Regions from separate parts of the Homo sapiens genome. Here region 2 is linked to region 1. Evidence: read pairs that join two places in POLR2A ChIA-PET (ENCODE). Cell type or tissue: MCF 10A. All regions are shown on one strand. Links, peaks and the distances in the headings refer to the core of each region. The heading gives the core; the rest is flanking DNA.

Region 1 (5,373 bases), core at 157-5,156:
GTGGCATGCTTATGGCTCACCGCAGCCTCAACCTCCCAGGCACAAGTGATCCTCCCACTTCAGCCTCCCTAGTAGCTGGAACTATAGGCATGTACCACCACGCCCAGCTAATTTTTGTATTTTTTTTTATAGAGACAAGGTTTCACCATGTTGCCCAGGCTGGATATTTTTTTAATGGAGTTACAAACTTTACATCAAGCACACACATTGTTAGATAAATGGCTTGATGAATTTTTCCATACATATGGAATAAGAGATAGGACATTTCCATGACCCCGGAGGACTTTCTTGAGCCCCTTTCCAGGCAGCACTTCTCCCCATCCTAGCGGAAAGGTAACCACTGTACCGAATTCTCTCACTGTCGATTAGCTTTGGAACTTTATGTAAATAGAATCATATAGTAAGTTCTGTTTTGTGTCTGGCTTCTTTGTCTCAACACAACGTCCATGAGATTCATTGATGGTTGTTGCTATTTTTCATTGCTGTGTAGTATTCTACTGATGAATATACCATAATTTTTTTTTTTTGAGACAGAGTCTCGCTCTGTTGCCCAGGCTGTGCAATGGTGCAATCTTGGCTCACTGCAACCTCTGCCTCCTGGGTTCAAGCGATTCTCCTGCCTCAGCCTCCTGAGTAGCTGGGATTACAGGCACACGCCAGCATGCCTGGCTAATTTTATTGTATTTTTAGTACAGATGGGGTTTCACCATGTTGGTCAGGCTGGTCTTGAACTCCTGACCTTGTGATCTGCCTGCCTCGGCCTCCCAAAATGCTGGGATTACAGGTGTGAGCCACCGCACCCAGACTACCATAACTTATTTATCCATTCTATTTTTGATGTATATATTTGAGTTGTTTCCAGTTCTTGGCTCTAAGGAACCAAGCTGCTTTGAGTAGTCCTGTGCTTCTCTTTGTGCCGATGTGCGTGCACTTGTCTTGCTCATGCCCTCAAGGAGAGTGTGCACTTAGCTTGAGTGGGTGCTGCCCGGCAGCTCCCAAGGGGTGGAGCCCATGGAGCATCCACCCTGAAACGCAGGAGGGTTCCAGCTGCACCACCTTCTCATCAATAGTTGGTATTTTAAGCTTTTTTTTTTTTTTTTGGCTATCCTAAAAGAATTTTAGTAAAATTCAACTAACAGAATTTCAATAAAAATTATTTAGCACTTTGAGTGGGTAAAACATTCAGACAGCTTCTAGTTCGAAAAGTATGTAAAAGTTAACACTAAGAACCCCCCTCCCACCCTGCCCCCGTCCATCGACCCCAGTTCCCATCCCAATAGGAAAGCCCTATTAATAGTTCATTATTTATCCTCCCAGATATTTTTTATAGATAAAAGGCAATACAAATATATGTATATGTATATATATAGTCCCCGTTTTAACACAAACGGCAGAATATTATGCACTCTTTTCTGCGTCTTGCTTTTTCCATTGAGCCGTCTTTCAAAGCTCCTTTCACTTCAGGACATGAAATTCATGAGTGGATGTGCCGTGATGAGGCCGCCTTGCTGGAAATATTTAGGTGCTGGTTGATCATTTGCTTCTACAGAGAGAATTGCAATAAATAACCTTGTACAAAAATGATCTTGGTCCTGCTCAAGAGCAGAACTGGCCAGGCACGGTGGCTCACGCCTGTAATCCCAGCACTTTGGGAGGCCAAATCTGGTGGATCGTTTGAGCCTAGCAGTTCGAGACCAGCCTGGGCAACATAATGAGACCTGTCTCTACAAAAACTAAAAAACTTAGCTGGGTGTGGTGGCACAGGCTTTGTGGTCCCAGCTACTTGGGAAGATGAGGTGGGAAAATTGCTTGAGCCTGGGAGGTCAAGGCTGCAGTGAGCCATGATCAAGCCACTGCACTCCAGTCTGGGTGACAGAGTGAGACCCTGTCTTAAAAAAATTATCATTCATATTTACTTATTCATTCTTTCATTCATTCAGAAATACCAGAAATATCACTTGGGGTCCTTGTTAGGTGTCAGGCACTGTTTCAAGTACTAGGAGGAAGTGGTCACAGTGGCTCATGCCTGTGATCCCAGCACTCCGGAAGGCCTAGGCGGGCAGATCAGGAGTTTGAGACCAGCCTGGCCAGCATGGTGAAACCTCGTCTCTACCAAAAATACAAAATTAGTCAGGCGTGGTGGTGTGCGCCTATAATCCCAGCTACTTGGGAGGCTGAGGCAGGATAATCACTTGAGCCCAAGAGGCAGAGGTTGCAATGAGCTGAGATCGGACCATTGCACTCCAAACTGGGCAAAAAGAATGAAACTCCATCTAAAAAATAAATAAATAAATAAAAATAAAAGTACTAGGAGGCATCTCAGGACCTAGAACAATTGGACAGTATGCTGTGCATAAAAGATGCTCAATCTAATATTTGTTAGGCAATGAAATGAGTCTCTATAGAGCTTTCCCGCAACACCATTCTTGTTTGCTGGTTGGTTGATTTATTGTTTATGACGGTTTCAACACAAAATCAATTGAAATTCCAGGTTTTACAGTTTGTGAAAATTGTAATCTGTACAAAAAAGTGCACAAATTTGTAAGATTTGCAAAATGTACAATTTATTATTTGTGTGACTTGTAAAAAATATTTAAATTTCTGAGCTTCAGGCTCTGGACTGTACTATGGGGGATAATAACATAACCCACAGGCTTATTCAGGAGGTGGAAGAAAGTGAGCCTTAGAAAGTGCTTAATGTGGTCAGGAGCAGTGGCTCATGCCTGTAATCCCAGCACTTTGGGGGGCCGAGGCAGGTTGATTACCTGAGGACAGGAGTTTGAGACCAGCCTGGCCAACATGGTGAACCCCATCTCTACCAAAAATAAAAAAAAATTAGCCAAGTGTGGTGGGGCATGCCTGTAATCCCAGGTACTCGGGAGGCTGAGGCAGGAAAATTGCTTGAACTCGGGAGGTGGAGGTTGCAGTGAGCTACGATTGCACCACTGCTCTCCAGCCTGGGCGACAGAGCCAGTCTGTCTCAAATAAAATAAAATAAAAAAATAAAATAAAACAGTGCTTAGTGCGCAGTGCCTGCCTGCAGAAAGCCCTCAACAATGGTAGCACTGGTTATGCCTAGGACCTGGACAGCTCTGTGACATTTCATGAACCCAGAATGGCTGAAGAAGAAGCTGTGTGCAAGGAAGACGGGGGGAAAGGAGGATTGTGCCACCTCAGCCTTCCGTCCCCCAATCTGCTCTTTGCTCTTCCACTTTGAAGTGGCCACATCCCAAGGAGGGAGAATCTCATCTGTTGCCCCTTAGATCAAAGTCTCCCTGGTCTGAGCAGCTGGCAGGTCTCTCTAGGTGTCCTGAGGGGGCTGATGGAGCACGGCAGGCCCCACTCCTTGTCTGCCTGCACCTCTGATTAGCAACATATCTCCTAGCACAGCCCTTGGGTCACCTACCTAAAGTCACACTCAATGCCCTGAGATTCCTTTTGCAAAGTATGTGACAGCCCTTTCCAGGTCACTGCAGTGGAATTTGACCTCTGGAGCTGGGCTCTCCCCCTTTCCAGAGTCACAGTATTTCACGGTTTGTTCCCACCCTCCTCCAAAGACAGCAATCATGGCCATTTTCATTTTAATGTGCACTTCTTGTTATGATATTATTTGTCGATTACAAAAGTCATATATTCTCACTATAAAAATATAGAAACATAAGTGGAGAAAGTGAATCCTTTTCTCTAGAAATGAGCAGTTTGTGAAAATTCCTTTAGAATGTATTTGCCTACCCTGACCATATTTTTTAAACTAAAATGGAATAACTGCATATTGTTTAGTCACCTTCTTCTTCTTGTTTCCTTTTTAACTTTAGGCACATCTTGGACATTATTCCAAATAGAGTCATCCTTTTTTAACCGCTGCAAAGAATCCCATCATATGGATGATCTGTAACAGGGGTCCCCAACCCCTGGGCGAGGACTAGCACCGGTCTGTGGCCTGTTAGGAATGGGGCCACACAGCAGGAGGTGAGTGTTGGCAGAGAGTGAGCATTACCATCTGAGCTTCGCCTCCTGTCAGATCAGCAGTAGCATCAGAGTCTCACAGGAGCATGAACCCCGTTGTGAGTTGCACATGCGAGGGATCCAGGCTGTACACTCCTTATGAGACTAACTAATGCCTGATGATCTGAGCTGGAGCAGCCTCATCCCAAAACCATTCCCCCCACCTCCTCCCAGTCCGTGGAAAAATGGTCTTCCATGAAACTGGTCCCTGGTGCGAAAAAGGTTGGGGACAGCTGATCTACAGTATATTGTTCCCACCCCATGGTTTGATATTTAAGTGGCTGCCAATTCTTTGCCATTACAAATAGCTCTGCAGCAACAAACAGCATTATACGCATATGATATGACACTTGAGGAATTGTAAAATTGAAAGTTGGAGTTACAATTGTAAAAATAGAATCTGGGCCAAATAATAGCCGTAATATCAATCAAGTGCCCACTGGATCCAGGCATGGTTTAATGCACTTCCCGTTTACTAATTAATTTGATCCTCACAATGATCTATGAATCAGGCATTGTCAGTCCCATTTCCAGGTGTAAAAATGGAGGCACGGAGAGGTTAAATAATTGAGATCACATGGCTGGTAAGAAGTATGTTTCACCTTCTGACCCATATTCCAACACCGACTTCCAGAAAGAGTGTATCCAGGTGTGCTGTTGTGAACTCGGCCTTCCTCCACTATAGCAGAAGCAGAACACAGAGGCCCACAGCTCACAACGACCGAGCACTTCATGTAGATTCTGCCATTGCAATACTTACAGCCACCCCATTAAGTAGGAACCCTCCTTACCCCACTTTACTGTTGGGGAAACCAAGGCACAGAGCTTAAATGTTCACTTGTGATCAGCCTGCTGGTATAACCAGATTTGGAATTATGATCTGTTGAATTAAAGAGAATTCACATGAAAGTGGTTTAAGAAGTTTATGGGCACCCAAGACTCCTGGTCCACTAGATGACCCCTCTCCCCCAGGCATTCCCTTTGTACATCATTGGTGGATTTGGTGTCATTTGTGGATGGCAGTGACAGTGCCCTTGGAGATCTATGGGGGTGGTTGGGATGATTTCGGCACAGATGTCAAAGTTGAGCAGGCTTCTATCTGTGAGAGGGCAAAACTGTCCTCCAGGCGAGGGTTTGATACCACTTAGTGGGAAGGGAGGGAGGGCAGAGATTCCCCCAAAGTTGAGGAAGGGAGATGGGAGGGATCCTTGCTCTGAGATAGCCTCCAGGTGAGTACCTCCTGGGGCAGCCATCTGTGTGCCCCTCCCCATCCGCTGTCCCCTCCCCTGCACACTGGTCTGGGCTCCTCAGCTTCACTCTGTGGCCTCCCGGCATCCAGCCCCAGGTGCAGCCTGGGCCACCCACAGC
Region 2 (5,373 bases), core at 257-5,256, 490 kb after region 1:
ATGGCTTATTCACTTAAGGACCAAGATTCTTCCTCTTTTTGTATTCCACCATCTTTGGGTTACTCCCCTCATAGTCTAAACGTGGCTGCCATTGCCCAGTTATTATCTTCTCATACAGCCTCATCTGGAGGGAGTAAAGGACTGCATCTTCTTGATAACTTTTTTCTTCCTTCCTTTTTTTTTTTTTTAATGAGACAGGGTTTCACTGTGTCACCCAAGTTGGAGTTCAGTGGAGTAATCTTGGCTAACTGCAGCCTCGACCTCCCAGACTCACGTGATCCTCCTGTCTCAATCTCCTGAGTAGCTGGGACTACAGGCATGCACCATCACAGATGGCTAATTTTTGTATTTTTTATAGAGACAGAGTTTTGCCATGTTGTCCAGGCTGCTCTTGTACTTCTGGGCTCAAGTGATCTGTCCACCCCCCTCAGCCTCCCAAAGTACTAGGATTACAGGCATGAGCCACTGTGCCTGGCTAATACTTTTCTTTCAAGAGCAGGAAATCTTCCCCAGAAGTCCCCTCAGTAGACACCCCCTCACTTCTCATTGGCTGGAGTTGAATCCCAAGCCCACCCTCAAACCAATCCCTGGCAAGGGGAATGGGCTTATCAGACAAGCAACCCAGTTACTATAGCTGTGTAACAAATTATCCTCAAACTTAGAAGCATAAACATTTTTTATGCTAATGGATTCTGAGTCAAGAATTCGGGTGGCAGAAGCAGCCTGTCTCTGCTTTAAGGTGTCTGGAGCCTCAGTCAGAAGTCTTAAAGGCTGGGGCTAGAATCATCCGAAGGCTCACTCACTCCATATCTGGTGGTAGAGACCGGCTGTTGGCTGGAGGCCTGTTTTTCTTCATGGGCCTCTCCATGTGTTCTACCCATGTGGGCAGGCTTGGGCTTCCTCCCAACATGGTGGCTGGGTTCCAGGGATGAAGGGGGTGGGGGAGAGACAGAGACAAGCAAAAGCTACATCGCCTTTTCTGACCTGACCTCAGGAGTCATTCAGGCTCACTTCCACTGCATTCTAGTCGCCGAAGCAGCCACAGAATCCACCCAGGCTCAAATGACAGGGAAATCAATCACCTCTGCCACTTAACAGAGTGTGGCAAGGCCCCGGAAGAGCATGTGAGGCCAGAGAGATCATTATAGCCATTTGGAGAAAATAGCTTCTGCCACACCTGGGTTGGAGCCTACCTTTCCTGAAACTCACCCTCCCTCGGGGCTGTGGGGGAGAGAAGCGGGGTGCTGTTGGTTAGGTGGGAGAAGGGCGAGCAATTGGTGAGTAGGGAACTGCATCTGCTACAAAAGGGACAGGACCTGTGTGCTGGCTCCAGCCACATGAGCCTCCGTGCATTCCTCCCACATACCACGTTCTTCTGCCTCGGGGCCTTGGCACATGCCGTTCACTCTTCCTGGAACATGCTTCCATTCTTGGCCCATCTGATTCTTCCCCATCTTTCCAAGTGCAGCTTCAAGGGCGTTTCCTCCGACAGTCTTGCTGATCTCCAGCCTGAATCAGGTTCCCTTTCTAGAATCGCCCAGAGCAGACCCTGCTGTTCGCTCCTGGCCTTCTCACGGCGATTAAGAACTCATCACAGGCATGCAGGGTCCTGGTTATAGGTGTGGCCTCTGAACCAGGCACCTCGTATTCAAATCCAGGCCCTGCTCCTCACTGGCTGAGCAACCTCGGGCAAGTCTCTTGACCTCTGTCAGCCTTGGTTCCCTGATTGAGGATCCTAACAATCAACCTACAGGATCAGGTTCTTATGAAGATTAAATGCGATACTAGAGGCAAAGCTCTCAGGTGAGTGCCTGGCACATGGCAGGTGCCTGGTCTGCCCCTATTCTCGAATCTGTTCCGTGTCTCTCTCCCCTGGCAAACTGCAGGAGTGTCTGCTATGCTCACCCCCAGCCCATTCTTCTTAATCCCCAGCATGGCCATGTGGCCCATGTGGTGTCGGCAGTAAATCAATATTTGTTGAATGAATTAATAAATGAATAAATGAGTAAGTCTTCTTCCAACAGAAATGACCTCAGACTTGATTTCAACTAGAAGCCCAGATGAACACACCTGCTCAGATCGTGCATTTGCCCCAGCGTGTGGACTCCTTATTAAGGGCCTTAAGATTCCATGGGAATCCGCAGAGCACAGATGTGTGTATGTGGGGTGCGGGGGGTGAGGTGTGGGTTGGGGGATGCTGGGCGGGAGCAGCGGTTGCCCAGCCTTTGCCAGGGAAGGGCCGGTTGTGTGGGTGGAGCCCATCTGCAAGGCAATCACACTTCAAAAGCAGAGGCTGAAGGCAAGTGGAGACTCGCTCCTGCTTGCTCCTGAGCCTCCAGGGCTTCCCAGCTTCCACCTCTGATCTCGGAAGTCTTACCTGTTCAAGTGGGGGAGGGCAAGGGGCAGCTGGAGCTCCCAAGGTTCTCCGCACCCCACCCTCACTTCAGACCAACACACAATAAGTTATTGTACCAGGACACTTACCAGCAATAAAATGAGTAAAGAAAGTTTTTTTTTCAGCAAACAAGTTATTTCATAGAGGGAGCTCTGGGAAGGGGCAGAGAAGCCTCTGAAGGGAACAAACAAGTGGGGTCAGGTTGGACTCCGCCAGGCTCCCACCTCCTCTCCTCGCTGTGCACAAACCACCCTGTGCCCAGGGATGAAAGCTCCCCAGGAAACCCGGAAACAGCACCCGGGAGGCAGGCTGGCCCTGGGACAGGCCCCCAGCCATGGGTGGGGATGGCTTGGCTGGGTCCTTCCTTGATTTAACTATTTTAATCCAGCAGCTCCTAGAGGCACACACGAGGATAGACATTACCTCTGCAGGAAGGGCTGGAAAAAACTTAGAGGGTTCACTCCCACAGCCCGTGGAAAGCTCAGCAGGCCGGTCAGGTGTGAACTAGGGAAGAGGAAGCACTCCCCTGCCAGGAAAGCCAGAGAGCCCAGCCTCACCTCGGCCCCAGCCGCCTCCCTCCCACCTGAGACACTCACTCCATCTTAGAACCATCTTTCCTGCTCACGCCTCTCCCCAGTCACTGCTTTGAGCAATAAGATGTTAATCCCTTTCCAAGAGGTACAGGAAATTAAAAGCAGAAGCACTGAAGACCTTGTGAGGAACAAATTAATCCCACCACACCCACCCCTTTAACCTGTTCTCCACCTCCCCAGGAGCGCTCCCCCAAATTCCCGCTGTCTTTGTGAGCCATGGTGTGTGCGTGGGGAGCTCCGCTGCCACGGTCTTATTTTGCAGATGAGTAAGTCGGGGCTCAGTGAGGTTTGGAAGTGATTTGGTTAAAGGTGCAGGGACGTTTTGTCACCAGAAATTCACATCCCGTGGAGAAGGTAAGAGGGAGGAGATGACAGTCGGGCAAGTATTATTCCAGAGACATTCTATGAGTTTGCGAGGTCACTTGGCAAATGAGTAGGAGGAAGGGACAGGGATGGAGGAGAAACAGGGCTCCTGAGTTCAAGTTGAGACAAAGGGGTTTCAGAATTTCTGCCTCGGAGGGGCTCAAGGCTAAGCCCAGATGTAAGGGGAGCCTAGGCATGTCTGAAGCCTCCACTCACAGAGGAAGCATGGTTTTTACTTAGAGAGTATGTTAGTTCATTCATTTGTATGTTCATCTCCCCTTGGCACCGCCCCTGAGGTGAGCAATTCAGGAAACTGAGGCCCATTTGCATGCAGCCAGGGTGAGAGGTGCCTATGTCTGTCTGCCCTGGCAGAAAGAAGAACCCCGGGGGATGCAGGAGGTCACGGGTGACAGTGTGTGCCCGGTGGCTGTCCTTATGGCTTTTTTCTTCACTGTTAATCCTCTAATGAGCAAGGTGAAAAGAAACCCGCGCCTGCTCAGCCACCCTGCAGGGAGTTGGCTCACGGGCCTGGGCCTTGGGCTCCACAAAATACTCAGGGAAAAAGAGGCTGAAACTCCTCCTCCTCGTGGAGTTGGGGTTTATAATTACGTTCTCCAGGGCTGAGCCAGCAAGTCGTGTCAAAAACGCAGTGGCTGGCCGTGTCCCTGCCTTGATCAGCTGTCCTGGTGGGCCTGGGGCTCCCTGAATAAACTGCTTTATGCCGCCTGTGCCCTGCAAGTGGGCGGCTGTCCGGCGGGGCGTGACTGCCTCTCCTCACTGTCTCCTAATATCCAGTCTTACCCCCAATCCCCCTGCCTCTGCAGCCCCTCCCCCTCTTGGTCTACACAGCAGGATTTGCTTCTCCATCTGTCAGGGTTATTGGAAGCTTCTTCAGCACGAAAGTACTCAGTGCCTTCTGTGGGCCAACACGCTGCTGGGCTCCGGGGAGACACCATGGGGAACAGACAGACCTGCTCTCACGGACCTTACAGTCTAGTGGGGAAGGAAAAGGCTAGAGGAATAAATATCAAGTTGTAAGTTGTGACGAGCTCAGCCAAGGAGGTAAAGAGGATGCTATGAGAGGCCAGTCACAGTGGCTCACCCCTGCAATCCCAGCACTATGGGAGGCCGAAACAGGAGAATCACTTGAGCCCAGGAGTTTGAGACCAGTCTGGGCAACATGGCAACATCCCATTGCTACAAAAAATGTGAAAATTAGCAGAGTGTGATGGTGTGCACCTGCAGTCCCAGTGACTCGGGAGGCCGAGGTGGGAGGATCACTTGAGCCTGGGGAGGTTGAGGCTGCAGCGAAGTATGGTGGTGCCCCTCCACTCCAGCCTGGGCTACAGAGCAACGCCAGTCTCAAAAAAAAAAAAAAAAAAAGGAGGGTACTATGAGGCCACAGGGACCAAGCTACACTCGCCAGGTGGCCCGGGCAGGCCTCTCTGAGGAAGGAGGGCCAGATAAGGGGCCATGCTGGGGGGAGAAGGAGGTAGCCAGGGACAAGGTCCAACCTGAGGCAGGAGGCAGGGTGCTGAGCTGAGCCCCCGCTGTCCCCAGGGCTCTCTGTGAACTCACTCACTCACTCTCCCGAGGAACGGGTGAGCCAGCATCATCCGTGCCCTGCAAGTAAGACGGCTGCAGAGAGGCCCAGCATTTTGCCTAAGGCTGCTGAGCTTATAAGTGGCAGAGGCAGGATTTGAACACAGGCCACTCACCTGGCCCCAGAGCCAGTGTGTATAATAGGCCACCTCACCCTGGGGGAGGCTGCCGGCATGTGGCGCCACTGCTGCAAAGGCCCTGTGCCTCTGAGGCGCTGGCTACCTGCTTGCCTCTCCCAGAGCAAGCCAGGCAAGGCTTCACCATGGATCAGAAGGCACCCATCTCCCTGCCCAGGGGTGTCGAGCCCCTTGGCACCACAGAAAGGAAGGAAGTGAGGGGATTGAGTCACTATACCTGGGGAAACTGAGGCTGAGAAGAGACTCCAGGTCCTTGGAGATTGGAGGGATGTGGGTCCTGATC

The links. ChIA-PET counts read pairs that join two places held together with the same protein. Peaks named below come from ENCODE experiments on the same cell type or tissue, not always from the same donor. Only the 100,000 strongest peaks of a DNase experiment are listed, where the experiment ranks them.
Region 2: POLR2A ChIA-PET joins it to region 1 with 5 read pairs; 2 of 35 experiments call an interaction of 5 or more read pairs at or near these places.

The regions. Positions count from the first base shown.
Region 1 is chr20:57,292,826-57,298,198 of GRCh38, reverse strand. It overlaps LOC105372687 (a long non-coding RNA gene), which reads left to right. Exons shown (of 12, transcript XR_007067670.1): 7 at 3,816-3,969. Among named protein-coding and RNA genes, the nearest start is that of MIR4325, 26 kb to the left of the region's middle. RefSeq lists an enhancer at 5,353-5,373. In MCF 10A, for the core only: no CTCF peak of the experiment used is centred there; no DNase peak of the experiment used is centred there.
Region 2 is chr20:56,805,873-56,811,245 of GRCh38, reverse strand. No RefSeq gene overlaps it. Among named protein-coding and RNA genes, the nearest start is that of TFAP2C, 180 kb to the right of the region's middle. RefSeq lists enhancers at 1,961-2,589, 3,221-3,850, 3,851-4,481. In MCF 10A, for the core only: no CTCF peak of the experiment used is centred there; DNase peaks (open chromatin) are centred at 935, 1,395 and 2,285.